3 separate regions of the Homo sapiens genome follow, and all the other regions are linked to region 1. A link is a loop called in an ENCODE intact Hi-C map of the cell type or tissue named here. Cell type or tissue: IMR-90. All regions are shown on one strand. Each heading gives the region's core, and the rest is flanking DNA. Links, peaks and the distances in the headings are about the cores only.

Region 1 (7,898 bases), core at 1,802-6,801:
CTGGTCCCGGGGTTTCCGACACGCATGACGCATAGGGATGAGCTGGTCCCGGGGTTTCCCACACGCATGACGCATAGGGATGAGCTGGTCCCGGGGTTTCCCACACGCATGATGCATAGGGATGAGGGGAGCCTGGGGCTTCCCACATGCATGATGCATAGGGATGAGCAGAGCCCGGGGTTTCCCACATGCATGATGCATAGGGATGAGCAGAGCCCGGGGTTTCCCACACGCATGATGCATAGGGCTGCACAGAGCCCGGGGTTTCCCACAGGCATGATGCATAGGGCTGCACAGAGCCTGGGGTTTCCCACACGCATATCGCATGGGGCTGCGTGGAGCCAGCGCTTCCCACCGCTTGTACTGTTCAGGTTGTTCTGTTATTACCAGGCGGCCCAGGTTACATGTGGAGCTTTCCTCAGACAAAGCCTCTTTAGATAGGTTCCCCCAGATAAAGGTGGGCCATGCCAAGAGTCGGACAGAAATCCAGGAAAACTCAGGGCCTCAGCATGTGCACTTTCCAGAAACACAAGGCTGAACCTCACTCCCGGGTGAAGGAGGCAGCTTTTTGAGGGTTGCTCAGTGGCCTTGGGAAATCTGTATCAGCGTCCAGTGGTAGGAAAGGCTCCACAGGTGGCAATCCCACTGCAATGGCTACCACTCCCGAGAGTCCCCTAGAGTCCGTCCCAGGGGTGCTGGCATGAAGTCAGATGCTCTGTTATCTTCTTGATCCTCTCCCTCTTCCCCCTCTTCTCTTCCTCTCTGCTGTCATCTCTGCTCTTCTCCCACTTCTTCATTTTTATAGTACTATTGGTATTATTATTAAGACACTGAAATACCTCTCATCTAGCCATAGAGCAGGCATTTGATCTTGATTGAATGAATGAGTGACAGAATGAAGGAACAACAGGCCTGCTCAATGCAACCTTCTCTGGGGACTGTGTACCCTGAGCCATTATGACACAGAATCAGTCCAAACAAGGTGTTAATCATATTAGCTGTGAGTGCTTCGCAGAGTCTGAAGGGCAAAGAACTCCACAGGTCAGTTTTTATTGTGGTGGAGGGAAGAGGGGGTAGCAGAAAGGTCCACAGAGAGGAATTTCTCATCCCTCCACCTTTTGTCTTAGTTTTGCTGAGAGCAGACCTCATCTGTGGGTGGCACTAGAGTTAACCCAGTCTCTCTAAATGAAAGAGTTGTACACGTATGGCCAGGGAGTTCTGAGGAGCCTGCCCTTCCCCTGCCTCGTCCTTGTGAAACAGGGATCTCTCCAGCAGAAAGGCAAATTCTGCATGCTCAGGCAGGGTGAGGCAGTCAATGCCGGCCAGCTTTCAGAAGACCCTTATGCCAGAGAGGCCCAGTCTTTGAGTTGTACCCTCCTCGTCCCATTTGAAATAGACAGCATGGTGTTGATTTGATTTTAAAGGACAGTAAATACATTTTATTTTGTTTGAGAAATATTTTGAGAAGTGTTCAACAGCCCTTGTATTGCCTGGAGATGTCCTGGTGTCATCGGGTAATATACATGGAGCATCTGCTCTGTGAGTGTTTTCCGTGGGGGACAAAGGCTGCCCCAGGAGAGATGAGGCCCCTGCTGCACAGAAGGAAGGCTACATAGGAAGCGATGGCTCCCTTTTGGTCTATAAATCTTAGGTGACACTAGGAGTCTGAGTGACCCACAGAGCTGTGACCTGGGCCACATGGGCTAGCGCACAGTGACCCCAGGTCCTCATCCTCTTGAGGGATTACAGCCCCAACGTGGGGAGGGCAGGCTGCACTGAGCAACAGCATCACCCCGCTCAGGGCTGAACGTCAGACCGAGGAAAATGCCAGATAGTGATGAGTGGTGTTCGCAGGTGTGTGCCGGAGTCCCCTCGGTGGCTGTTATCACAAAAAAGAAACACTGAAGCAATAAAGATAATGGACCACATCGCTCAAAAGAATGGGAAGTTGCCTCCTGCTGATTTAAAGGTGAAATCTAGGAAGGGGTATCTCACATCACTGAATCTGGGGCTGGGTTCTGGTGCAGATTCGTCTGGGGCTGCCAGGGGAAAGAGCAGAACTGTGCCCCTTGTCATGGGTGTGAAGCACGGTGGTGGCAAGGCTCACCTCCCCAGGGGCTCCCAGGTGGCTCTGCTCATGACAGCGTGAGTGTGGCTGATGCTCTCCCTCCCTCCTAGATGCTTTCCCTCGAAGAGGATGTCACCGAAAAGCTGAGCCCTTCATTTGCAGACCTGTTCCGCACGCCGCGCCTGAGGAAGCGCACCTTCATCCTGATGTACCTGTGGTGAGGGGCGTTCCTGTGCGTCTCTCCAGGCAGAATCAGCACGCTCGCCCAAGCACTGGGCTATAGATTAGAGACAGTGGAATACTCAGGTGGAAAAAGAGAAAGGGAAAAAGAATTGTAATATAGTTGTGAGTGGTCAAAGAGCTCTTTTTGTTTCTCCCTTGGGGATTGAATAATAAGGAAAAGGCTTCATTTTAGTGAGGAGCATTTGTTACCTTTGGGAGATCACCAGTGGGATGAGAGAAATAGGATAAAGGGTTATCGGGGCTGCCTCCGTTCCACATGGTCTCATCTTCTGGGAATAGCCAAGTCTTGACTCGGCGTCAGAAGGTGGATGAGAGCTCCTGGAGCGTTCGAGGAGGAAGTTCCATTCCTCATATCTAAACACCCTAGAGACCCTACCTGAGCATCTCTGTGCATTTGTTACCTATTGACTAGAGAACGCACACCCACATGGACCCACGCACACACGCTTTGCACATTCCAGGGGTCTGCATGCTCCCCCAGCTGCTGTCACGAGCAGGAATCCCCTGCCCTGCTCCCTAGGAGGATGCTGGCTCACCTCCTCCGCACAAGGGCTTTCCCCTCAGCATACAGTGAGGGCCCCCCAACTGCACTCTGGGCCTGGCCCCTTCAGCGGGAGCAGCTCCGCTACCCAGGCACACTTGTTTGCTCTTCTATGTGAGGTTTTATTGGAACAAAGAGTTTGTAGTAAGTCAGTGCCTGGCATATTGCAGACCCTAAATCAATATTTGCTGAAAGTTGAATGAGTAAACACTGTGCCCCAGAATCTGTCCAGGTTCAGTGTGTCCTGTCCTGCCTCAACCTTCACCCTCCCTGTCTCCGAGTTTGCCGCTGGGGTCCTGCACCCAGCCACATGCTGGGCCCGTGAACCTTTGCAAATAGCCCCATGTACCTGGTGGGTTTCCATGGATACTCAGTGTTGAACTCAGCATGGAGGCTGGGACTGGCCGCTGCAGTGGAAGTAACTGCCCGCTCTGCTACGCTGTTCAGCTCCCCTCCCCAGCTCCGAGACTCCCCACAAGGCAGTGTTCTTGACTCTTCTGTTCTGTTACCCCCACATCCAGTCCTCTGGCAAGTTCCATCAACTGGCTTGGAAATGCCTTCAGAACCTGCTGCCTCCCATCTTGGGCACCCTGGGTTCCCTTGCTGGGGTTGTAGTAGCCCTGTCCTTGGCACTAATTCTTTGTATAAATGTCAGCTGTCTCATGGACAGTTCTGCAGCATCTCTTACCTGCATTACTGTAGGCACCTTCTGGGTGGCCTGCTGGCTTTACCCATGCCCCTCGGTGCTCCACAAAGCAGGCAAAGGCATCCCTTAGAGCTCAACAGACCTTGTCTCTCCCTGTTTACCCTCTGCTGGCTTCCTAATCACTGAGAATAAAGCCAGATCCTTTTCTGTGGCCCACAAGGCCTCACGCCTTTGGCCCCTGAACGCCCTTTTCTACTGTCCTGCTGGTTGTCATGACTGAGACTCGAAAGGTCTGTCCACCATGTCCTGGCTGTGTGACCTTCCAAAGGGCCTTAATCTCTCCGTGACTCAATTTCCCCCTCAGTAATGGGAGAAGTGATAGTACCTATCTCACAGATGTGTTGGGAGGATTAAGGAGATTATATGTGTAAATGACATAGAAGAGGGTACAGCATCCATGCAGGAAATGTTCAATGTCAATGTGGTTTTTTTTGTTATTTTAATACACACATGCAATTCATGAGCTCTGCCCACAGGTGGCAGCCCGGCACATTTGTTAACTGGCTTGTTGACAGGAAAATCAAGGTTACACGTTCCTTTCTCTTAAACCAGTTTCTTTATCAGTAATATGACTGCTGTCTTTAACTGGCTAAATGGTACAGAGGCACTCAGGCTAACCTCAACTCCTTGAGTTGCAGGCAAGCACCTTGTTTCTTGTTCTCTTGACCCTTTGTCCAATCAGGAATAATTTAGGACTAGAAACAAAAGCATCCCAATGCTTCTTTAGGCGAAATTTTATCAAAGAAGGATACATTCCTTAGCAACATGCATTTTCATCTCAGTTTTGGAGCTGATAGGCAATCTGCATGCTGGGATGAGACAGTAATTTCTTATTGACCCAAATCTGTTCTCACAATGTAAATATGACTGTAAAAGCTTTCTAGCTTCCAAATGATATTTTCCCCCCGAAGTGACACATGAGGCACCCTACATTTTGGCTCAGGTGAGAGTGATTTAGCTAGGCCTCGGGTCTGTGTGCCATATGCTGTAATGTTGCTACATTTTCTCAAATATGGACGGAGGGGGTGTGCAGTGAATGGAAGAGCGTAGGTGAATCAATAGCGCCCACTAAGGACAGCACAGTAAAGGGCCGGGAATGCCATGGTGCGGTTGGAAAGACCTGGCCCATGCCTCTGTCTGTTGTGCCCTGAGTCTTCTGAGTGCCCTGAGTGCATACTGTGTGCTGGGAACTATAATTGGCACTTTTGTACGCTAATTCAGTGAGTACTCAAGACAAACAGATGTGGGAGGTACTATTACAATCCCATTTACAGACGAGGGAACTGAGGCCCAGAGAGGTTAGTTAACTTCCTCAAGGTGACACAGCTCATAAAGCAATCCGACACCTGGCCCCTTACTTCCTGGTCTCTCCTGCCCACCTCCTCGTAGGCCTGTTGGGGTGTCAGATGAGGTACGCACGTGCAGGGCTTGGTGCAGAACCAGACATTTAAATCTGCAGTGAACAGTAGCCATCCTCACGTGCAGTCTCCAGGAGACTTGGAGGCATATCCTACAAGTCAGACTCTCACATCTATCATGAAAAAAATGTATCATTGGGGCCCTTCTAGGACACTCTTTCTCATTTTTACTCCCCTCTTCTCATATTGCTCTAGGGCATTCTAAACCCAGTGATTCATGCTCTTTCTCCATCTGCGAGGGGCTTTTTTTTTTTTTTTTTTTCTTCAGTCTCTGACTCATGCCTTTGACTTGAAACCTCCTCTTGGCTCAGGTTCACGGACTCTGTGCTCTATCAGGGGCTCATCCTGCACATGGGCGCCACCAGCGGGAACCTCTACCTGGATTTCCTTTACTCCGCTCTGGTCGAAATCCCGGGGGCCTTCATAGCCCTCATCACCATTGACCGCGTGGGCCGCATCTACCCCATGGCCATGTCAAATTTGTTGGCGGGGGCAGCCTGCCTCGTCATGATTTTTATCTCACCTGGTAAGTTGGTAAGTTGTCTGCTTTCATCATTTCCCAGGCAATCGAAGTGTGGGGAAAGTGTTGTGACTCTTTGATAAGCCTCTGGAATGAGAACAAAGATGAGGTGCTACCTTTGTCTACAAAGTTTTTTTAGATTTTAAATTGAGGGGCCGTGCACAGTGGCTCATGCCTGTAATCACAGTACTTTGAGAAGCCAAGGCAGGTGGATCACCTGAGGTCAGGAGTTCAAGACCAGCCTGGCCAACATGGTGAAACCCCATCTCTACTAAAAATACAAAATTAGCCGGGCTTGGTGGCGGGCGCCTGTAATCCCAGCTACTTGGGAGGCTGCTTGAACCCAGGAGGCGGAGGTTGCAGTGAGCCGAGATCGCACACTCCAGCTTGGGAGACAGAGTACAACTCCATCTCCCAAAAAACAAACAAACAAACAAACAAAAAAACCCCCAAAAACAGCAAAAAAAAAAAAAATTAAATTGAGTTTTAACATACATACAATCAGCAAACTATAAGTGCATGACTCCATGAGTTTTTAAAAATGTGTACACCCGGGCAGCATGATCCACGTAAAGATGGGGAACCTTTCCAACTTCTCCAAAGCCTCCCTCAGGCTCCTTCACAACAACCCCTGCCACCCCTCCAAGGTCACCACTACTCTGCCCTTTGTCAGCACAGATTGTGCCTGTTCTTGAGCTTCATATAGATGGCACCATACCAAATATACTGTTTTTGTTATTGTTGTTGTGTTTTGAGACAGAATCTTGCTCTGTTATTCAGGCTGGAGTTCAGTGGTGCAATCACAGCTCACTGCAACCTTGAACTCTTGGGCTCAAGGGATCCTCCCGCCTCAGCCTCCTCAGTAGCTGGGACTACAGGCGTGAGCCACTATGCCCGGTTAATGTTTTTATTTTTTGTAGAGATGGGGTCTTACTATGTTGCCCAAGCTGGTCTCAAACTCCTGGGCTCAAGCAATCCTCCCACCTCAGCCTTTCAAAGTGTTGGGATTATAGGCATGAGCCATTCATCATTGCACCTATGAGACCCACCCATGTTGTCACATGAGAGTGTAGTTGGTACTTCAAACAAAATTATTGTGTAGGATTCCACTGTATGAATATGACACTCTGCATCCCTTCCACTGTTGATTGTCACTTGTGTTGCTTCCAATGTTTGCCACTTATTGGGACTAAAATCATCCTTGCACGTATCTTTGGGCAGGCACATGCTTTCATTTCCCTTGGGTACAGGTCTGTGAGTACACTTGCTGGGTCCCAGGGAGGCATATGTTTAGCTCTAGCAGACACTGCCAAACAGCTTTCCAAAGTGGTTAGACCATTTTATACTCCTCCCAGGAACACATGGGAGCTCCGATTACTCCAGATCCTCCCAACACTTGATCTGGCTCATCTTTTTAAGAGTGGCCATTTTGGTGGATGTATACTTTAGTCTGTAATTCTTACAATCAAAGATAAACCAAGCTACATTTAAACCTAAAGCAGATTAACTTCAGTCAGTTTTAATTTGAGTACGTAAATTGCCTTTCACATTCATTGCTCTTGGATATGTTGTAAAATAAATACAAGGGCAGATCTGCTCTTTTCTCAGTTTTTACTGCGTGTGCTCTGCACTTGCTGATTTAGTGAGTCATTTTGGCAGGCTTTCGTGCAGGGTATTGTAGAGACTGTTCTGTGAAATCTGTATGCCCAAGAACTAGGCTGTGTAGATCAGGCTGGAAAGAAAAAGGGTTGGGGAAAGAAAGCTCAGTTTTCTTTTCCCTTTTTTTCATGGAGAAAGAACAGAGAACACAGGAAAAGGGGCAGCATGGATCTGAAATAGATTTTGCTCACTTTCTTCCCAATCTCTCTGTTTCTGGAATCCTGGGTAAGATGTGATGGATGGGCATACTTTTAAAAAGTTCACAGCACTGAGTGCCAAGAAGGAGGGCCATCGAGGGCTAAGTCCATTCAGTTGTCACCTGGACAGAGCCCAGGCATCGTCCCCTCCCCAGCCCCCTCCTCCCAGCTCCTGTCCTCCCCTCGTCCCTCTGTCTTAGTCCTTATCACATTTTAGGACAGTCATTCATTCAACCCGCAGGAAATATCTCCAGGCCTTCTATATGGCTGGCAGGTATCTAGGTCCTAGGATTTCAACCATGAGCGAAGCAGAGAGAGTTCCTGCTCCATGGAGCTGACATTCCAGAGGGAAAAGAGAAGGATGTCAGTGCTTTCTACAATGGGCACGGGAGGCCTGAAGAGGCCTAAATGAAGTGGGAAGAGCCATGTAAAAATCTGGGGAGAGTTTTCTGACACGTGCAAGGCCCTTGGGGTGAGAAGAATGTGGCATTGGAGGGACTGCTCGGGATCTAGGGACAAGGGTCAGGCGAGCTCGTGGGGAGCAGT
Region 2 (7,898 bases), core at 1,944-6,943, 280 kb before region 1:
GGGTTCTTTCCTGTAGCCAGTCTATGAAGGAATTTAAAGGAAAGGGTATGAGGGAGGTGACTTTTTAAAAACTTTGTATTATGATAAATTTTCAACAAAACCAAAGTAGAGAAAAGAGCATCAGAAGCTCTCATGTGTCCTTTTCCAAGTTTCCACAATCATCAACATAAGGCCAATATTGTTTCAGCTAAACTCTTTCCCACTCCCTTTAACCCATGGATATTTTAATGCAAATTCCAGATATCATATATTCATCTGTAAATGTTTTATTATGCATTTCTATTTAAAGACCTCTGGGCATGGTGGCTCATGCCTGTAATCCCAGTACTTTGGGAGGCCAAGGTGGATCACTTGAGCCGAGAAATTCAAGACCAGCCTGGGCAACATAGCGAGACCCCCCCCTCTACAAAAAGTTTAAAAATTAGCCAGATATGGTGGTGGGTGTCTGTAGTCCCAGCTAGCCAGGAGGCTTAGGTGGGAGGATCGCTTGAGCCTGGGAGGTTGAGGTTGCAGTGAGCTGTGATCACTCCATCACACTCTAGCCTAGGTGACAGAACGAGACCTTGTCTCAAAAAATTAAAATAAATAAATAAATAAAACTTATAAAGAAAACTCCTAACCACAATGCCACAATGCCATTACCACACCTGAAAAAATTAGCACTATTCTCTAAAGTCATCAAATATTCACTTGGTATCATACATGTGTTGGCTTTTTAAAAATACAATTAGTTCGAATCAGCATTCAAATAAGATTTGATTGTGATTAGTTATGTCTCTTAAGCCTCTTTTAACCTATAGGTTTTTCTCCCTTCCTTTTTTCTTGCAATATTTTTGTTGAAGAAACCTGGTCATTTTTGGCTGTGTCTCCACATGCATTTAACCTGTTCCTCTGTCTTGGTGTTCTAGAGCCTCCATCTATTTCAGGTCTGATTTTATTTTGGCAAGATTATTTCACATGGATGTACTTCCAGCCATCAGATTGACTCCTCTCTTTCTGTGGCGCTATCAGCCATTGATAATTACCTGAATCAACCAAAAGCAGTTTTACCCCGACCCCCACCCCACCTAGGGACATTTGGCAATGTCTGAAGACATTTTTGATTGTCCTGACTAGGGAGGAAGGATGCTACTGGCATCCAGTGGGTAGAAGACAGGAATGCTGCTATATATCCTACAACAGTCAGGACAGCCCCCTAACCCCCAACAAATATAATAATATGTTGATTAACAACAGGGATACATTCAGAGAAATGTGTCGTTAGGAGACTTCATCATTGGGCAAACACCATAGAAGGCATTTAGGCAAACCTTGGTGTCATAGCCTAGTATACACCTAGGCTATATGGTATAGCCTACAAATCTAGGCTACGAATCTGTATAGCATGCTGCTATACTAAATACTGTATGCGACTGTAACACAATGGTAAGTATTTGTGTATCTAGACATAGAAAAGGTACAGCAAAAATACAATATTAAAACATTACGGGACCACCGTCATATATGCAGTCCATCATTCACTGAAATGTCATTTTGCAGTGTGTGACTGTAATTATCTAATCTAAATTGTCAATAGTACTGAGATTCAAAATCTTTGATAAGATCTGTTTATTCCTTAGAGTTTCAAAGGGGGTTATGTTCTGCTTCTATTATGTCTTCTTTACTTATTAGCTGGAACAGGGCCAACATATATTAGGATTTTGACACATTTACTTCATCTATGCCCTTCCTCTTTTTTTGTTGTGGTTGAAGGATTGAAAAGCAAATCCCACATATCATCTTATTAATCCTAAACATATTTAAAAAATGGACATTTTCTTACATAGTCATAATGCTTTTATCGCACCTAACAAAATTAGCAATAATCTTGGTATCCATATTCAAATTTACCTCAGTAAATGTGAACTACATATTTACAAATGCTGAACTACAGCATTTTCCCTTTTTGTTTTATTTTTCAAAATTAGGATTCAAAAAAATCCACATGTTGTATTTTTAGTGGTTCTGTCTTGAGAACTTTCTAACCTAAAGCAGTGGAGCTGTCTGTGTAAGCCCTTGTATGTCTGCAATATTTTTCTTCTACCCTCATATTTGACTCATAGTTTTGTTGGTATAGTGTACACCATGGCTGCCTTCCTAGGATTCATTTAAACTTCCTCCTTCCTGATAAAATCCCGATCTTATTTGGATGTCCACTCCTCCCTCTTCAGCCACATGCCTCAAGAGAGGCTCATTCTGGAGGAGAGCATGGGTAGTCTAAGTGTATTTCACCCATCTGGACAGATTGGTTCAACCATGAGCATGCGATTCTTGGCTCTAAACCCTGAGGGGATATATATAGTTTTTTTGTTTTGAGACGGAGTCTCGTTCCGTCGCCCAGGCTGGAGTGCAGTGGTGTGATCTCAGCTCACTGCAACCTCCACCTCCCGGGTTCAAGCGATTCTCCTGCCTCAGCCTCCCAAGTAGCTGAGATTACAGGCGTCAGCCAAAACACCTGGCTAATTTTTGTATTTTTAGTAGAGATGGGGTTTCACCATGTTGGCCAGGCTGGTCTCGAACTCTTGACCTCAAGTGATCTGCCCGCCTCAGCCTCCCAAAGTCCTGGGATTACAGGTGTGAGCCACTGCACCCAGCCTGAAATGTACTTTATTCTAAAAGAGAGACACTCAGACATGTTTCTTTTCTGGGCATCATCAGGTCTGGATGAGATGCTGGAACTGCACCTCTCACCTCAGGACCCATCTCAGAGTTAGCCTGACCCTAAAGATGCCAAAACAGAAAGAAGGAGAGAACCTGGCCCAGCCACTCCTAGACCTGGTCTGTCTTTGTGCTTATTTATATAGCAAGAAAATATAACTTATTTTTAAAACCCTGTTCAAATGGTGGCTGCTCTTATTTGCAGCTGAAACATCCTCATGGATAGACATGGGTATAGAATTTTAGGTTGAAAATATTTTTTTCCTTAGGATTCTGGTATCATTGCTCCAATGCTTGCTTTAAAAAATACTTCTATTTTGAAATAGATTAACAGGAAGTTGTAAAATTAGTACACAGAGGTTCCACATACCCTCCCCAGTTTCCCCCAGTGGATACATCCTACATAACTATAGCTAAATATACCAGGAAGGCGACTTGGGTTCCAATACTTTCTTATGTTCAGTATCGTTATTGGAAAGTCAATGCCATGATGAGTCCTTTTCTCTTTTTAATGTAACCTAATTTTTCTCTGCGGAAGCCTCCAGCATCTTCTTCTTAGCCCTGATGTTCTGAAATTTATTGACGGCATGCCTTGATGTGGTCTTTTTTCATTCATTGCTCTGAACATTCTGAGTCTAGAGGCTTGTGGCTTTGGGGTCCTGGAAAATTTATGGTATTATGTATTTGACAATTTCCTGTCCTCTGTCTTTATTTCTTCTTTGAACAGTGTTTTGGTGCTGAGCTCCCTGGATTGCTCTCTGATGACTTTATCTTTTGTTTTCTATTTCCCGTCTTTGCCACTTTGTTCTTTTCTGTGTCTGACATTGCCTCCACCTCTGTTCTGTCCCTCCTGGTCCTGGTTCCTTGTTTTCTTCTCAGAGGGGTCTCAGGATGAATTGGCCCATGTATGAGTTTTCTGTTGTTGGCCTAATAAATCCCCCTAAAGTCAGCAGTTGAAAACAGCACACATTTATTATCTCAGTTTCCACCAGTTGGAGTCCAGTTATGGGGCCGCTGGGCTGTCTGTTGAGGTCTCCCCAGGCTGACATCAAGACATTAGCTGAGGCTGGGGTCTCCTCTGAGGCCCAGGACCCATTCAGGTTGTTGGCAGAACCTGGGTTGTTGTAGTTGTAGGGCTGAGGTTCCCACCTCCTAGGGGTGCCCCCCATTTCCTGGCAGGTGGTCCTCTCCACCTGGGTAGTTTGTTTCTTCAAGGCCAGAAGGAGAAGGAGAGTATCTGCTGTGCTTCCTGTGTCTTACCTCTAGACACACCAGGACAACATCCCTTTTTATCAACTCAAAGTTAACTGATGAGGGGCCACACTCCAGGGGAGGGAATGCTATAAGGTGTGTACACCAGGGGGTGGGAATTGGAGGCTACCTTAGGATCCTTCAGCCCACAGTACCCTCATGTGCTCTTCTCATGCATCTCTGATTATAGCCTCTTGTTCTCACTCCCCAAATTTTGTTCCTAGTTCTTGCCTGGCAACATTACCTCGCCTATCCTTTCTGTCTTTTCACTTCATCTTAGTGGTTCTTTTTTTTTTTTTTGCAGGTTGGGGGGCATGAATGTTTGTGGTTCGTTTACGATGTTTAACTCAAAGTCCTTGAGCAGTTAAATTTTTGAAGGTGTGAGTTTTTTCTTAATGAGTAATGCAGAGTGTTTCAATGCAACACACTCTTGTCTGATAATTTATCGCTGAACAGCCTACTGAACAACTTTTAGATAAAACCTACCTGAGGGAAAAAAATCCAAGTCACCACTGGATGGCACCAAAAAACAAGGAATTTAAAGGGGCTTCTCTGCCTGCTGACGTGTCACATAGAGCTTCATTTTCCCAAATGTGAGGGAGAAATGCTATTTATTTATTTATTTAGAGACGGGGTCTGGCTCTGTTGCCCTGGCTGGAGTGCAGTGGTGCGATCACAGCTCACTGCAGCCTCGACTTCCTGGGCTCAAGCAATCCTCCCACCTCAGCCTCCTGAGTAGCTGGGACTACAGGCACACACAACCATGTCTGCCTAATTTTTTTCTATTTTTTTGTAGAGACACAGTCTCACTATAATGCTGGTCTCTAACTCTTGGGCTCAAGTGAACCTCCCATTTTAGCCTCCCAAAGTGCTGGGATTACAGGCCTGAGCCACCGTGCCTGGCTGGGGATGCTATTCTTTGAGATACGTGTTGATGAGCTTTTGTTAGAAGAGCTTGTTACCGTGCTCTTTACCCTGAGGCTGAGGCTCCCTCCCCTGAGAAGCTGCACCACCTGGGACAGACATAATTGCCTGGCTGGAGTCTCACACAGGGTTTTATTTTTTATTTTTTTAAAATTTATTATTATTATACTTTAAGTTTTAGGGTACATGTGCACAACGTGCAGGTTTGTTACATATGTATACATGTGCCATGTTGGTGTGCTGCACCCATTAACTTGTCATTTAGCATTAGGTATATCTCCTAATGCTATCCCTCCCCCCGCCCCCCACCCCACAACAGTCCCTGGTGTGTGATGTTCCCTTTCCTGTGTCCATGTGTTCTCATTGTTCAATTCCCACCTATGAGTGAGAACATGTGGTGTTTGGTTTTTTGTCCTTGTGATAGTTTGCTGAGAATGATGGTTTCCAGTTTCATCCATGTCCCTACAAAGGACATGAACTCATCATTTTTTATGGCTGCATAGTATTCCATGGTGTATATGTGCCACATTTTCTTAATCCAGTCTATCATTGTTGGACATTTAGGTTGGTTCCAAGTCTTTGCTATTGTGAATAGTGCCACTATAAACATACGTCACACAGGGTTTTAAAAAAGTTCATTGCAGCTGGGCGCGGTGGCTCACACCTGTAATTCCAGCACTTTGGGAGGCCAAGGCGGGCCGATCATGAGGTCAAGAGATCAAGACCAGGACATGGATGAAGCTGGAAACCATCATTCTCAGCAAACTATCGCAAGGACAGAAAACCAAACACCACATGTTCTCACTCATAAGTGGGAGCTGAGCAATGAGAACACATGGACACAGGGAGGGGAACATCACACACCGGGGCCTGTTGGGGAATGGGGGGGCTAGGGGAGGGATGGCATTAGGAGAAATACCTAATGTAGGTGACAGGTTGATGGGTGCAGAAAACCACCATGGCACATGTATACCTATGTAACATAACTGCACGTTCTGCACATGTAACCCAGAAATTAAAGTATTATAATAATAATAATAATAAAAGAGATCGAGACCATCCTGGCCAACATGGTGAAACCCCGTTCTACTAAAAATACAAAAATTAGCAGGAGACTTGCTTGAACCCGGGAGGCAGAGGTTGCAGTGAGCCGAGATCATGCCACTGCACTCCAGCCTGGCAACAGAGTGAGACTCCGTCTCAAAAAAAAAAAGTTCATTGCAGATACCATTGAAGGACAGGAGTTCTGGGAACTTCTGAGGCCGAGCTGTAAATATCAGAATGTCTGGCCTGAAGGACGAAAGCACGGAGTGTTAATTTTCAGACAGACTGTGGGGATGTGGGGTGAAGAGGGGACGAGGTCCTAGAAAGGGAAAACCAACTGTGCTTCCTTCTACTGTCACACACTTCACATCAGACACCAAACAGGCAGGGTTTTCTGACACCAACCAATTCTCCATTTTTCTGTGGATGCCAGCTGGATGTCCTATGATTTAATCCAGTTCTGACACCATCTGCCTAGAGTTAGCATCAGATCTCACAGGTGGAGGGCTCAGCCCCACAAGGCTGCCCTGCTTCAGATGCCAATCGCAGGTCTGGACCTCCCTTCTGACTCCTGACTGGCCGGCTATGAACTGTGGATTCCCACAGCCCCCTCCTTGAATTCGATCGTTTGCTAGAATGGCTCACGGAACTCAGGGAAACACTTTACTTTTGTTTACCCGTTTATTATGGAGAATACAACTTAGGAACAGCCAAATCGCACTGGGCAAGGAGGGGAAAGGGTCACGAAGGCCCAGCACTTCCGTGTGTTCATCAACCCAGAAGCTCTGAGAACTACGTCCTTTTGGGTTTTTACAGAGGCCTCATTACGTAGACACGATTGATTCCAACATTGCCCCCTCAGAGGCTGGGGAGTGGGGCTGAAAGTTCCAGTCTCCTCATGATCTGGTTGGTTTCTCTGGTAATCAACCCCAACCTTAGGCCTTTCCAAAAGTCACTTCACTCACACAAACTCATGAAGCAAGAATAGCCTCCCTACAAGCAACAAGAGATGCTCCTTTTTCACCTTTGTAGCTCCAGAGCTGTTCGGGAACTGGAGACAAAATCTAAATATTGTAACAAAAGCTGCTCCTGTCATTCTTATCACTTAGAAAAGTACAAGAGTTTTAGGAGCTGTGGCTGGGAGCCAGGGACAACACCACAATGCGTGTTTTTTTTTTTTTTTTTTCCGAGACGGAGTTTCGCTCTGTCGCCCAGACTGGAGTGCACTGGTACCATCTCGGCTCACCTCAACCTCTGCCTCCTGGGTTCAAGCGATTCTCCTGCCTCAGCCTCCTGAATAGCTGGGATTACAGGTACCCGACACCACGCCCGGCTAATTTTTGTATTTTTAGTAGAGACGGGGTTTCACCATGTTGGCCAGCCTGATCTTGAACTCCTGATCTCGTATTTCTTATGATCCCACAGTATCACCAGAGCCTGCTAGTGCTGCCAGTAGGCCCTGGAGAAAGGAGGCCGAGGTGGACTGGGTGCAGACCCTCCCCATGCTCAGACTCCAGGGTGGTCGGCCCAGAAGCTTCCAGAGCCTGGAGGTGAGGCAGCAGTGTTCTGCTTCCTGCCTGGAAGGCCAGTGGGGGGGCTGAGGAGCCTTGAGTCCCTGGGTGGCCGCAGGCTGGTGGAGTGTGTGTTGGCAGGAGCCTGCAACAGCGTCCTGGGAGGCTGCATCTGCCACAATTCACAGAGAAGATGCACACAAGCTCCCCTGTATCACTGTGCGGGGGCTCGGGAGGTGGCCGGGAACGAAGTGCTCGTGTGACTGTCTTGGAGAGATGTCGGGTGGGGCAGGGGTTGTCTCAAAGCCAGGAGAGACAGCTGAGGGAGAGCAAGGCCTGGAAACAGGGGCGCCTTAGGCCTGCCTGTCACCTCAACTGCAGGGGCCACGCTGCCCGGGGCCTGGCTGTGCCTGGGGTCCACCTCTGCCCAGCTTCCTGGGGGCTCCCTCCAGGGTGCTGCAGAGGTGTGGG
Region 3 (7,898 bases), core at 1,944-6,943, 400 kb after region 1:
CTGTATTCAGGAAACCTATCTCATGTGCAGACATACATAGGCTCAAAATAAAGGGATGGAAGAATATTTACCAAGCAAAAGGAAAGCAAAAAGAAAAAAAAAAGCAGGGATTGCAATTCTAGTCTCTGATAAAATATACTTTAAGCCAACAAAGATCAAAAGAGACAAAGAAGGGCATTACTTATACAAAAATTAACTCAAGATGGATTAAAGACTTAAATGCAAAACCTAAAACCATAAAAACCCTGGAAGAAAACTTAGGCAATACCATTCAGGACATAGCATGGGAGAAGACTTCATGACTAAAACACTAAAAGCAATGGTAACAAAAGCCAAAATAGACAAATGAGATCTAATTAAACCAAAGAGCTTCTGCACAGCAAAAGAAACTATCATCGGAGTGAACAGGCAACCTACATAATAGGATAAAATTTTTGCCATCTATCCATCTGACAAAAGGCTAATATCCAGAATCTACAAAGAACTTAAACAAATTTACCAGAAAAAAACAACACCATCAAAAAGTGGGCAAAGGATATGAACAGATGCTTCTCCAAAAAAGGCATTTATGCAGCCAACAAACATATGAGAAAAGCTCATCATCACTGATCATTAGAGAAATGCAAATCAAAACCACAATGAGATACCATCTCATGCCAGTTAGAATGGCGATCATTAAAAAGTCAGGAAACAACAGATGCTGGAGAGGATGTGGAGAAATAGGAATGCCTTGATATTGTTGGTGGGAGCATAAATTAGTTCAACCATTGTGGAAGACAGTGTGGTGATTCCTCAAAGATCTAGCACCAGAAACACCATTTGACCCTGCAATCCCATTACTGGGTATATACCCAGAGGATTATAAATCATTCTGCTATGAAAACACATGCACACGTATGTTTATTGTGGCACTATTCACAATAGCAAAGAGTTGGAACCAACCCAATTGCCCATCAATGTTAGATTGGATAAAATGTGGCACATATACACCATGGAATTCTATGCAGCCATAAAAAAGGATGAGTTCATGTCCTTTGCAGGGACATGGATGAAGCTGGAAACTATCATTCTCAGCAAACTAACACAAGAACAGAAAAACAAACACGGCATGTTCTCACTCATAAGTGTGAGTTGAACAATGAGAACACATGGACACAGGGAGGGCAACATCACACACCTGGGCCTGTCAAGGGGTGGAGGGCTAGGGGAGGGATAGAACTAAAAGAAATACCGAATTAGATGACAGGTTGATGGGTGCAGCAAACTACCATGGCACGTGTACATCTATGTAACAAACCTGCACATTCTGCACATGTACCCCAGGACGTAAAGTCTAAAAAATAAAAATAAAAATAGATGGGATGAAAAGAGCATGAAAATTTTGAAGACCAAAACCAAAATTAATTCAAATCAAAATAAGTGCAGAGTTTATTTTTAACAAATGTCATAGCTATGACACCTTAATACAGAATTTGTCAGTCAGACCTTAAAAGCTTATACACAAAAATACCAAAAATGCCAAGGTTTGGCATAGCTGGTAGCTGGGAACAGTGTCTTCGTTTGATTGCTGTCTATTATTTCCAGCATGCTAAATCCTTACCCACGTTTCAGCTTCTAAGTAGGTTGATGCTTCACTCTGTCTCCCGTCCAATTAATTATTTCTCATCATTCCCTCAATCCAAGTAACAAACCTTGAAACACGAGCATAGACACCAGGCTTATTGGGGCGTGCACAGCCAAGACCCCAAGAAGTGACTCCTTGTAAAATGTATTTGTCCTTCTCGAAGCAAACCAGAGGCCCTCCACTGTCACCCTAAACAGAGGTAGGGGAAAATTCATGTGAGCTTTAAGCTGCCAACCTTTTAATATGGGATGCCATCCTTCTCTTATCCATATGTACATTTTCCCAGTAATTCAAATCAGAAAGGAACTTATGAGCATATTACTCAAGCATCTGCAGTGCTTAAGTACTTAGCAAAGTCTATTCAACAAAACCACATCACTTAGTTTTTTCCTGGGAAAAAAAATAATCCCTTGTGAATCCTGCATGCATTGCTTCCTAACTTGGTGTTTCCTTTAGACTGGGCTAGCCTGGACATCATTGTTAAGTGTGTGTAATTTGTCTCGGTCCTGTACCCTCTACCTTCCTCTCTACTGGAAAAGCCACCACTTCAGTCACTGGTGACCAGCACACACCAGGAAGGTGAGTGGCCTGAGGTAGTTATGGCACTTACGGCTCCCTTGCTATGGATCTGGAACTCAAGCCCCAAGACGTCTCCTTAGATGATCTGAATATGCATTCAGGGACAGATCTGGGGAGTTTCTGAGCAACACTTAGACTGGGGTCTTCCACTGACAAAACCTTCCTGAATTTGCCACTTTGGGACTGACGTCTAAGGGACTGAGACTGAGACGGGAGAGCACAAGACTTTGATCTATTGATCTTTTCTTACCTGGCAACTGTCAGTGCCTCTGGCCAAATGCTCAGCACAAATATACTTATAGTGATTGCACACTTCATTCTCAATAACAAGGAGCTGGGCTTCCTTGAGAAGGCCAGTCCCAAAGGTACCTGTGTTTAAAAAGATGAAAGAAATGGTTACTGAGGCCAAAGCTTGTTCACGAGGAAATTCCAGAAGAACAGAGCAGTGGAGCTGGACCTCCTGTCTGTCCGTGAGGCTGCAGAACACAAGGCAGCTCCCAATGCCACTGGACTCTCTGACCCATTAAAGTGCAAATGTCATATAAGATTTTATGTTCCCAAGACCTGGATTCAACAATCTGGGCTTTGTCATGCTGCTTTGGGGTTGGTTGTTGTTTGTGTACTTTTTGCTTTTCTTTTGAAGCTATCAAAATGATTTTTACAATGTAAAGAGAGTCTGAGAAATACAATTGCTATTCTTTTTATATACTTTTTTCAGATTTTTATATGCTTCTTTTACTATTACATCATAATGCACAATTTCCTATACTGATTTTTTCAATCAATGTTATATCATGAGTTTTTAAAAAAATGCTACAGTCTTCATAACTAATATTTTAATGAGGAGTGACTGCTTAATGGGCATGAGGTTTCCTTTGGGGATGAGAAAAATGTCCTGGAAATATGGTGACGGTTGCACACCATTGTGAATGTACTGAATGCCACTCAGTGGTACCTGCAAAAATGGTTAAAATAGTAACTCTATGTTGTATAAATTTTATTGCAATAAAAAAGAATAGTCATCATTTACTAAGAATCAACCTTTCCAGGCACAAGCTCATAATGTGGTATATCTCACTTAATCCTCACAACGGTCCTATGAAACAGGCACTTGTCATTCCTGTTCTTCAGTTGAGGAAACTGAGGCGTAAGGAGGTTGTATAGCTCAGCTTGAGTCTGGGTCTGCGGAGTCGCTGCCCAAATGCTTCCTCCCCATGCGTGTTGGCCCCACTCTTGCTTCCAACCTTCCACATGTTTGTTCATAAATTTCATTCTTATTCCTTATTACTTTCTGAAGTCTCAGTTCCCATAATTATATAGACATATTTCTATCTCACAGTAACATTGCCAAATTATTCTCTAAAAGGGTGTGACAGTGGAAAATGTCACTGGAAAACAATTACTTTGCCTCACCCTTGTGATATTCAATTTTTAAAATATTAGCTAACATAGTAGGTGGAAATTGTCCTGATTCATTTTCTAATTTACACTTCCTTGACAATTAGGGAGAAGAAATACTAGGGACAATTCTCCTCGTTGTAGTTCTTCTTTTGTGAAAAACTGCTTAATTTCCTTCGCCAAATTGAAACAGAACCTCTGCTAAAGTGCCAGAGGAAATGCTGTTTTTCCAGATGGACATGCCCAGGGATTTCTCAGTGCTCTCACAAATAATCCAAGTTTCCAATGTTGCAAGCCCAGCTCTCATTAGAATTTTGCAAAACTTTGCAAGCATGGCACAGGCTAGAACTGAGGCACTCTCTCCTGCTTTCCCCAAAGCCCTTGACTGCACTTAGATCATTGTCTTCGGTGTCAGAAAACTGACACCGAATCTGGAGTTTACATGAGCAGCGTGGAAGAGTCTCTTCCGCAGAGCTGCATGGAGGAAGCTCCTCCTGACTACCGAGCATTGGGCATGGGATGCATCACCTGGACTGCACAGATGTGTAAAGGGGCACCCTTCTCAAAATATTTTGCTGAAAGTTAAGTTAGGTGTCACTGCTCTCAGATTTGCTCTCTGAGCAAGGCAAACATCCTGATAAGAGGGAAAACCCACCAGGAGTTGCTGGGAAATTAATGCAGTCTATGAGTATGTGCTGCCATCTCGTGGCCAATGTAGAGATGGCACCTCTGAGGGCAGGGTGGGCCACAGGTAACCTGAGGATTGAAGCCCTCTCTGATGGCGCCCTGGAGACAGGGCCACGGGATCAGCCCAGTGATTGCAGATGAGACTTACATGGATGAGCCCCTTGGCCTCAACACCACTCTGCACTTGGTACATCCAAATCCGGGAAGGTCTGGACACATGAAGGGGAGAGGGGGAGAATTTTGACCTCCTTCTGAGAAGCTGAGAACACCCATTGATCTGATGTCATTATTAACATGTAGAAAGTTGATAAGCAGGCCTGAGTTATGTATGTGGCTCCTCCTGGTCTAGTTGGTGTTCTGAAAATCCTTTTCTCAGTGGACATGTGGGTGAGACCAGAGGAGACTGGGAGCCCAGTGCAGGATGGTGGTTAGAAATGTGTGGATGGGGGTGGGAGAGAGGAAACAGTGAGTGGGCTCTGGGGTCAACACCCAGCTACACCCTGGTTATGTGATGTTTATTTATGATGATGGTGGTGATGATTAAACCAATGGTGATAGTGATGGTGTTAATGATGGTGATGGTGATGGTGGTGCTGGTGATGATGGTGGTGCTGGTGATGATGATGGTGGTGATAATGGTGATGGTAATGATAATGGTGATGGTGGTGGAGTAGTGGTGATGGTGGTGGGTAGTAATGATGGTTACAGTGATCATTGTGATGATGGTGATAGTGATCATGGTGGTGGTGATGATGGTTACAGTGATGGTGGTATTGGAGATGGTGTTGATGGTGATTATGATGGTGACGATGGTGGTGATAGTGATGGTGGTAGTAATGATAATACAGATGAGGAAATATAGAGGATAGTGATGATGGTGGCAGTGATAATGGCAGTGGTGATGATGGTGGTGATGGTGATAGTGATGATGGTGGTGGTAATGTTAATGGTGATGGCAGTAGAATTGTGGTGATGGTGATGTTGGTAGTAGCGGTGGTAATGATGATGGTGGTGGTGATGGTGATGTCATGCTGATAGTAGTGGGACAGTGGTGATGGTGATGGTGGTAGTAGTGGTAGTGGTAGTAATGATGATGATGGTGGTGGTGATGGTGATGGTGATGATGTTGAGAGTGATGATATTGGTGATGGTGGTGGAATGGTGGTGATGGTGATGGTGGTAGTAGTGGTAGTGGTAGTAATGATGATGGTGGTGGTGATGGTGATGGTGGTAATGATGTTGACAGTGATGATATTGGTGATGGTGGTGGAATGGTGGTGATGGTGATGGTAGTGCCAGTAAGAATGATGATAGTGGTGGCGATGATGTTGATGGGGATGATGGTGGTAGTGGTGGACGGTGATGATGATGATTATGTGTAATCTTAATCCTCACAATTATCTCATATGTAAGATGAGAAAGCGGAGGCTAAAAGAGATTAAATAACTGCCCAATGTCACATGGAAGATGGGAGAGCCAGAACTCACACCCAGATCCTTATGATTTTAGCTTCATGCTTTCATCAGTTGAGGTATCATAGAGGCTCTGTTTGCTTTCTGGCTGCCCAGCAGCTTTTTGCCCTACCTCCCATAATCCTCTTGAAGGATCTATCTAACTTTTGCCCCTTATGGGTATTAGTGGGGTCTTGCCTTCACCTCCAACATGGAACAATTGGTGCAGGTCAGAGCCAGTCAGTGATGGGTTCAGGGGCAGGACTGTGACCCAAGTTTGACTTCTCAGAGTGGGCAGACTATTGTTCACATAATTGGGAGAGTGGCCTTTCTTATTCTTTCCCGGTACAGCCACAGCACCACAGCATCTGCAGCCATGGGAATGTCACCTTTGTGCCCCCAAATAGTGCCTACTCCATGATTGGGAGGACCTGGGATTTGGGGCCATCATGTGAGCCTGAAAACTTTGCAGCTCACTAAGAATTTCCCTTGTTTTGCTTAATCCAATTTGAGTTGGATTTTCTGTCACTTGCAAGAAAGAATCATGTTAGATATAATTCTATTCTTTATTAGTAGTAGGAGCTGCCATGATGGAGTGCTTAGGATGTGCTCAGCACTTGATGCACTTTCTTATTATTTCCCCCATAACAGCCCTGCAGCCCACATCAGCTGAGGAAACAATCAGCGAGAGCTCACGACTTTTCTAAGTCCTGACAGCCCATAGGCAGGAGCCAGGGTTCCAATTCAGGTTTGTCTGTACCACCCTCCACCTTCTCTGAGCCCCAGCTTCCTCAATGGTAAAATAGGAACAATAATACCTAACTCACAGTGGTTTGTAGCATTTAAATTTTAAAATATGCAAACACCAGGAGCAGCCTCCCACACCCATAGGTGCCCCTCATTTGCCAAGTTTCCTTTTACCTGGCCTCAGTGCTCCCAGACTCAGCAGTGCAGAAAAAGGGAACAAGGAGTCAAGGAGGTGAGGTTTTAAAAATAATAGGAAAATGACAGAAAAAGGGAAGCCTACTTTGAAATTATCTAAACCTGTGGTTTTTAATCTTTTTAAAAACACAAAAAACATTTTATCAAATCAAAGCTTATGCAAAAGGCTGATGTGCAAAGCACCATTTGAAAATGCTGGTTTTACAGATAAGGGATTAGAGCCAAGTGGTACAAAGAGGTAACGTGTCTAGTTCAGGTCTATCTGGCAAGTGGCAGAGTCAGAACAGTTTTCCAGGGCCCCAGACTCCCAGTGCCCTTGCCTGCACCTCTGAGAAAGTAGAGCTGAGACTTTAAGACAGTTTCAGTTTTCCTACTGCCAAGGGGGTAAGGCTGACGGATATAATTATTGTCAGGGCATACCGCAAAGAGAAGAAGGAATCCATAAAATGTAGTACAGGTGCTGATACCACATCATGCACAAAAATATTCCCTCTCTTGCTCTCACCCATCAACCAATACCAAATGCCATCCTAGACTTGGGGCCATGGGAACTGTCTGCCTCTCCCCCAGCTTCAGGTCCCCTGCCTAACACCCTCACACACACATTAGACATGTGGGTATTTGGGAAGAAGAATAGTTTAATTACAACTTTTGTCGTTACTGTTTTGCACCATGTTTAGAAACGCAGTCTGTCTAATTTCACATGAAAAATAATCTAACACCCTTAACTTGAGGGCTGGGTCAAAACCCCACTTACCTGGGGAAGCAATATGAATGCTGAAATTATGATTAAGAGACTCAAAGACCTCTACTGGTGTTTGTTTTTGTTGTAAGGGAAACATACAATCATTACAAAAAAAATTAAAAGATTCTGAAAACAAAAAAGAGAGAGACTCAAGGAAATGGCACCGCTCCCCTTGCCCAAGTCCCTTGAAGACTGATTATGGAGACATAGACAGGTGTCCAGGCAAAGTCAGGAGTGGGTAGACCACATTCATGGGTAGGAATTTGTACAACTATCTCCAAAATGCTCATTTTGTAACATGCACTGAAGGTCAAAAACAATTTGTTACGTGGGCAATGGAATTGATCTCACCTTGGGTTTCTCCCCAGCCAGTGATGTAACATTCAGTCCTGGCGGTGACCATGTAGTCTGGGGATGGCAGACAAGCTGGCATTACTTTGTCAGTGATGACGGCAGGCCTGTAAGGAAAGTA

Evidence for each region. Peaks named below come from ENCODE experiments on the same cell type or tissue, not always from the same donor. Only the 100,000 strongest peaks of a DNase experiment are listed, where the experiment ranks them.
Region 2: a loop joins it to region 1, with 10 times the contacts of the local background. A loop is called at or near these places in 5 of 110 quality-filtered maps.
Region 3: a loop joins it to region 1, with 5 times the contacts of the local background. A loop is called at or near these places in 22 of 110 quality-filtered maps.

What each region holds. Positions count from the first base shown.
Region 1 is chr6:160,134,366-160,142,263 of GRCh38, forward strand. SLC22A1 (solute carrier family 22 member 1) reads left to right here. Exons shown (of 11, transcript NM_003057.3): 5 at 1,855-1,969; 6 at 2,179-2,285; 7 at 5,288-5,502. Among named protein-coding and RNA genes, the nearest start is that of SLC22A1, 16 kb to the left of the region's middle. RefSeq lists an enhancer at 1-726. In IMR-90, for the core only: a CTCF peak has its summit at 4,038 (motif pointing right); DNase peaks (open chromatin) are centred at 4,056 and 5,196; H3K27ac peaks cover 668 bases.
Region 2 is chr6:159,858,985-159,866,882 of GRCh38, forward strand. No RefSeq gene overlaps it. Among named protein-coding and RNA genes, the nearest start is that of MAS1, 28 kb to the right of the region's middle. In IMR-90, for the core only: a CTCF peak has its summit at 4,463 (motif pointing right); a DNase peak (open chromatin) is centred at 4,477; H3K27me3 peaks cover 164 bases.
Region 3 is chr6:160,530,078-160,537,975 of GRCh38, forward strand. LPA (lipoprotein(a)) reads right to left here. Exons shown (of 39, transcript NM_005577.4): 37 at 7,778-7,884; 38 at 2,454-2,572; 39 at 1,405-1,813. The coding sequence ends at 1,652. The region is part of intron 1 of LOC124901454 (a long non-coding RNA gene); the gene reads left to right. Among named protein-coding and RNA genes, the nearest start is that of LPA, 130 kb to the right of the region's middle. In IMR-90, for the core only: a CTCF peak has its summit at 4,307 (motif pointing left); no DNase peak of the experiment used is centred there.